Linked DNA regions of Homo sapiens: region 1 is linked to region 2. A link is a contact called in ENCODE Hi-C or POLR2A ChIA-PET data. All regions are on one chromosome and are shown on one strand. Each heading gives the region's core, a stretch centred on a gene start or an enhancer-like site at or near the end of the contact. The rest is flanking DNA. Distances are from core to core; before and after follow the strand shown.

The links. Hi-C counts contacts between places; a loop is a spot of excess contacts on that map. ChIA-PET counts read pairs that join two places held with the same protein, here RNA polymerase II (POLR2A).
Region 1: a map of gastrocnemius medialis shows a loop between it and region 2 (4-fold over the local background). The contact joins two enhancer-like sites. A Hi-C loop is called at or near these places in 1 of 168 maps with a recorded cell type or tissue (gastrocnemius medialis). POLR2A ChIA-PET finds 5 or more read pairs at or near these places in 2 of 52 experiments (CD4-positive, alpha-beta T cell and endothelial cell of umbilical vein).

Annotation. Positions count from the first base shown.
Region 1 is chr2:237,092,043-237,094,742 of GRCh38, forward strand. It overlaps COPS8 (COP9 signalosome subunit 8), which reads left to right. Exons shown (of 8, transcript NM_006710.5): 5 at 2,048-2,155. Among named protein-coding and RNA genes, the nearest start is that of COPS8, 7.5 kb to the left of the region's middle. Within about 2 kb of position 1,314, at least 10 of the 41 ENCODE cell types and tissues checked have a DNase peak (open chromatin) inside an H3K27ac peak, as active enhancers do; they include gastrocnemius medialis, where a contact is called at or near this core.
Region 2 is chr2:236,239,029-236,241,728 of GRCh38, forward strand. It overlaps ASB18 (ankyrin repeat and SOCS box containing 18), which reads right to left. Exons shown (of 6, transcript NM_212556.4): 2 at 2,252-2,374. Among named protein-coding and RNA genes, the nearest start is that of ASB18, 24 kb to the right of the region's middle. RefSeq lists an enhancer at 1-109. Within about 2 kb of position 1,408, at least 6 of the 41 ENCODE cell types and tissues checked have a DNase peak (open chromatin) inside an H3K27ac peak, as active enhancers do; they include gastrocnemius medialis, where a contact is called at or near this core.

The DNA.
Region 1 (2,700 bases), core at 64-2,563, 850 kb after region 2:
CTCCAGCACTGGCAGTGATGGATGAGCAGCACTTGAGTATTTGTTGAACAACTGAGTTTGCATTCTGTTAGCATTTGTTTTCACCAAAAATGTGTTCCATCAACTACTGCCACAGATATTAGGTGCTGGCTCAATTTATTCCACCTTCCAGCGTGTCATTCTAGGGCCTGAGGTTACAGATTTCACAACTTGAGGATCACAGAGTGACTAGTCGGAATGTAGATGTGATTCGTGCCAAGTGGATATTGCAGCTTCTGAGACAGAGAACACTTAGCCTTTATTTTTGCTTTGTCAACTCACTTCTCCCATCACATGTTTTTCTTTCCTTTTCCAGTGATATCTTTTTACTTTTCTCTCCCTTTTATCTCCTCCATTCTTACTGTATTCCTGTTTTATTCCCCACTCTGAAAATATGGCCAGAATATTTGAACTGAAGTAAATGTTTTTGAAATACAGTTGACTTACCAAATGAATATAGTTTTATGGTGTATACTTTTACTTCTCTAAAAAAAAAAAGTATACTTTCCATTGTTGGCTCTTTTCCATTGTTGGCTCAGTTCTTTTCCATTGAATGTATGCAGCCTTAATAGAAAACGTTTCTTGGTATTGCAAAGTCTGTTAGGTTACAGGCTGGTTGAAGGAAGGAAGGAACCTACAATAATAAGTGTAAAGCCACAGAAGGAAGAGCAGACAGTGGCTGAGTGAAAGCTGGAGAGGATGTCGGGCTCAGATGAGGGGAAGGGATGGGAGTGTCGGCAGTTTTTAAGGAATCTGAGAAAACAAAGCCTAAGTGTTGGAGTCGTGCCCCATTTTGGTCCTCGTGATGCCATCAACAAGCATGTATTTGGCATATATTTCACTGGAGATGCTAGGTGTTTGGGGGACTTTGAGGATAAGAGATACCCCTTCCTGTCGAGAAGTTTGGAATATAATTGAAAAGAAGGGGATAGGTGGAACAGTGTCTGCCGTAGTGGAAAGTTGCTTGTTAAAGTAGAAGTGTAAACAATACTGCTGAGTTTAGAGAAGGGCAGAGATCGTAATGAATTATAAACAGACTTAGGAATGGTAGAGAGCAGACAGGAGGGCATTTCAGGCCACGGGATAGCATAAACCAAAAGCCCCAGGGGGAGAAGGTGTAAGACTTGTCTGAGAGCCAGTGGACTCGTTTGGCACAAAGGGTATCTGGGGGAATTGGTGTAGTTTGACAATGTCCCAGGAATGGAGAGAAGATTTTAAATATGTTAGGGTGTTTGTTTTACATATGTACACTGGCCTATTAAATATGGAAAGTAAAATCCAGAATATTTCCTAAGCATGTTGACCACCAGGTGGAGGAGCTCTTGCATTACCAATGAGCAATGCCCAGGGAGAAAGGCCAGCTGGTTTCACAGTGCTCAACTCTACCGTACTCCTGAGTTTATTTAATTGGGTATGGAAGCCTGGGGACAATCCTAAATGCCACTTTCAGGAAAGTTTTCGTTGCTGGTATTGTTTGGCAGTCCCTTCTTAGAGTCATTCTTTCAAGGTGGGAATTTAGGATTTTGAACCTTAATTCAGTCAAGAGTTTGATGCAGACTTGGAAGAATGCTCCAGTTACAAGATTTGTTCTGTAACTCCCAGGTGTGGTCCTGTATTAGAGACGTTTTTGAAAAGGACAGCTGATTACGCAAATCAGTTTTCTGCTCCTTTGATTCCAGCATTTGTAAATGAAATAAGATAAGTAAAATTTATATCCCCATTGCATAAACATACTGCATTTTCTTAGGGTTAGAGCCTTGTGTTTAGTAACCTTTTTCCATCTTTGTAATTTTCATTATCTGAGATTTTTCATCCAAGAGGAAGTGTAAGAAATGTATTTTTTTCCAGCAATATTTGAACCCCCCGTACATACTGGGCATATGTATTTGTATCTATAAGCACAGAAATCTTTGGGTTCATCTGGCCTTGCTTATGAAAACTAGACAAGGACAGTGGTGTGATTTAACAATGTGCTTTGAAAATGCTGCTCCCTGGTTCACTCTCTGCCAACCCACCACTCCCACAATAGATGCAACAAGGAGACGCGCCTTTGCCCTGGTCTCTCAAGCGTATACTTCAATCATCGCCGATGATTTTGCAGCCTTTGTTGGACTTCCTGTAGAAGAGGCTGTGAAAGGTAATTTTGGCTTACTTTTTACTTATAAGGAAAATGGAAAATAGAAGTGTGAATTGTAGGTTCACAGTCTCCTCTGAAACACTTGGAACAGAATATGCTTTTGGAGTCCAGGCTGTGTTTTTTGAGAGGTGATATGAAACAGGTGTTGTGGAACACCCAGCAGGCACCCTGCAGTCAAGCATATTAATAGTTCTATAGCAAGCAAATGTGTGAGTATCCACACAGTTGGTTACAAAAATATGTCTTAATTGGTCTCTTTACTCATATTTGGAAATCCTTATTTCACCCTTATTTGATAAAGGCAGCATCATCCCCACGTCCCTTTTCATTTTCCCTGCCATTTCTGACCCATACCCTAGGCGCTTGCTTGCTCCCCACTCATACCTGCTGGTCTCTCCAAATGTAACTTTGCATTTTCATTTCTCAGCTGATGCCCAGACTAATCCTTCCTGTTGCTCGTTGTTATAGAATACTGTATACACCTGGCCAGGTGCAGTGGCTCACACCTGTAATCCCAGCACTTTGGGAGGCCGAGGCGGGTGGAT
Region 2 (2,700 bases), core at 158-2,657:
TGGGACTGGCATGGAATGGTGGTGGCCAGAGGCCCCAGGGACATGGACCTGCATGGGTTTGAGCTGCCCTTCCCAGTGAAGACCAGGTCGGATCTGGAGGGGGTGATGGATGTAGTCTATCTACATTGTTATCCCCGTGATAACAATAACCTACATTCCTGCAGGTGCCAGCTCTTGGTTTTTTGATTCGATTTGTTTTTCTGAGAGATGAAAACTACTTACTGCCTTCTCTGGGAAATGCTAAATCCCCAACCCAGCCCCACCCTACCCTAGCGCTCAGTAAACCCACCCTGGATTCCTGAGTCTTCTCAGGGACTGATGGGGAGAAGCCATAGGTGGGGATCTAGCTCAGCCACAGTGTGGGCCAGCACCGTCTCCAGGTCCTTGGCGATGCAGTCAGGAAGTCTGAATCAGCTTTCTGTAACTCCCGCCCTCTGGTCCCAGTTCTGCCACCAGGAGGGACGTGAATTAAGGCTCAGGAAGCCGGAATCAGCTTTCTGTAACTCCCGCCCTCTGGTCCCAGTTCTGCCACCAGGAGGGACATGAATTAAGGCTTCTCTGCATGTGGTGTGTCCCTCTAAGCATCAGCTCCCCCATGTCAGTGCTCTCTATGACTGTGGGCTGGATGGGCCAGCATTCTATCACGGAGGGGCACCGAGGTGGTGGCCACTGGGGACCTGCTCCCTGTACTCAGATCAATCCCTTCCCCACCAGGGGAGCTGGAATTGGCCACCGGGAAGTCTTTTCATGGGAGAGCACATGGGGCCACTGCTTTCAAACAGGGTCTGGTCGTTTCTGCTGCTGGATCTGCTGCAGGGCAGTCAGGTGTCTGTGCCGGAGGAGGCTGGAATCCAGGCAGCCTGAGCTTGCCTCCCTCTCTTCCCAGCCTGTGTGGAGGCCTTGGGCCACTACTCACTGTCCGGGCTGCCGTTTCCTCAGTACCAGCCCACATCCCTTTGCTGTGGGCGTGCTCCAGTATCCTGTCGTCCAGGTGTACCACAGGACAGCAGCAGAACTTAGGGGTGGGAAGATTCGGGAGGGAAGGAGGAAACTGATTTTGGATACAGAATGTGCAAATGATGGGTGAACATGACTATCTATTTGAAATTGTGACATTTGTGTGTGTGTATGTCCAGGGCTGCCGTTGGTATTTTTGGTCTGGGATAGGTGAGGGAGAGGAGGCCCAGAAGGGGTCGGCTGCGACATGCAGCCCCAACAGGAACTGCCATTTGCCTTTCCTGCAGCCCCCACCGCCTCACTGGTTGGCAGGAGCTGCTCGGCCCTCTGACAGTGTTTTGAGTTTATTCTCTTCTCCCCGTGTGAGGTATAAACAGAACTGTGTCAGTTCTTTGGAAGCCAACCTTCCGCATTCTTTGCCTGCCAGAGCTTAAGAGTCAGGGACATGGGACACTGGCCGCCGGCCACTGACCTCAGATTCTCAAATCCCATGGTCTGGCAGAGCTGCTGTAGATTCCAACGCATGTGAAACTTCTTGGTAAATATGTTGCATCTGAGCTGGTGGCGGGTGGGGTGCCCAAAGCAGGGTGCCATCCGAGAAAGCCCCAGATGCAGCATGGTGGTCAGCAAGTGTCTGCACATCTTGAGTGGGCAGGGGGAGGAGGGGACCTCTTTCCACTTGGGAGGTCTGCTTGTCCGCCCAGCGCACAGTGACCATGTTCAGGCAGCAAGAGCACCTGCAGACACGTATGAAGTCAGGACCTCTGGTTTCTTCCTTTTTCCTTCCCCATTCTTGGGATTCCCCAGATTCCAGGAGGAGGATCTACAGAGAGTCCTGGGGTCCTGCCTCTACTGATGCTGGCTGTGCCCCTGCTGTAGCTGTGGCATTTGCAGATTCATAAAGGACCTCACACAGAGCTGTGTGCCAGAGGCTGCTCCGGGCGCAACTGAAGGAGAGACTTTCCTTCTTCAGCACCCACCTCCCTGGCTGCCAGATGCAGGCACGGGCAGCTCCACACCTAAACCAATGCTCCTTTGTAAAGACAAGAGGCACACCCAGCGTCATCGGATAGGCATTCCCACCAATCGCTGCTTTGCCTTTCCAACTGGATCTCTTATAGGCCATCACCTAAAACCTACACTTTACTGCGAGCAAACTTCATCAGATGTCCTTTTCTTGTGTACGTTAAACCCAGTGCCACTGTGCCCAGTCTACACACGGGAGCCTTACACTCCCAGAGAGTATTAGTAGCCCCTTAAAAATAAATGACTGAGCTTTAAAGAACAAGGGTACCTGATAGTCCAAACGTGGCTGGAGATTTCACCTGCCATTCCATCTCATCCTTATTGATCTCAAACACCACGTTGGCATCCTGGAAGAACTGGTCCATGAGGGGCTTCAGATGGTCGAGGTCCCCTGCGACCAGGGCAGTGTGGTACTCCTGCACCGGGGACCCTGCTCTAGCTTGAGGATCCTTCTCTGTCTTTTGAAATATTTGAAGTTTTCCTCTCACTGGCCCTGGCTGTCTCTCCATTGAGATGCCGTCGATTTCAGAAGAGTTCTTCAGGAACGGGAAAGATGGTCTTATGGAGTGTGAGCTATTTCTATTGTCATTACTCAATTGTCATCCAGTTGGGGCTCGATGGTGGTATATTTATAACTCCTGTGGGCTCCGATGTGATAATGGTTACTTGATATGACCAGGGGCATGTGAGCACTGGGATGCCGCAGTACTCAGCCAC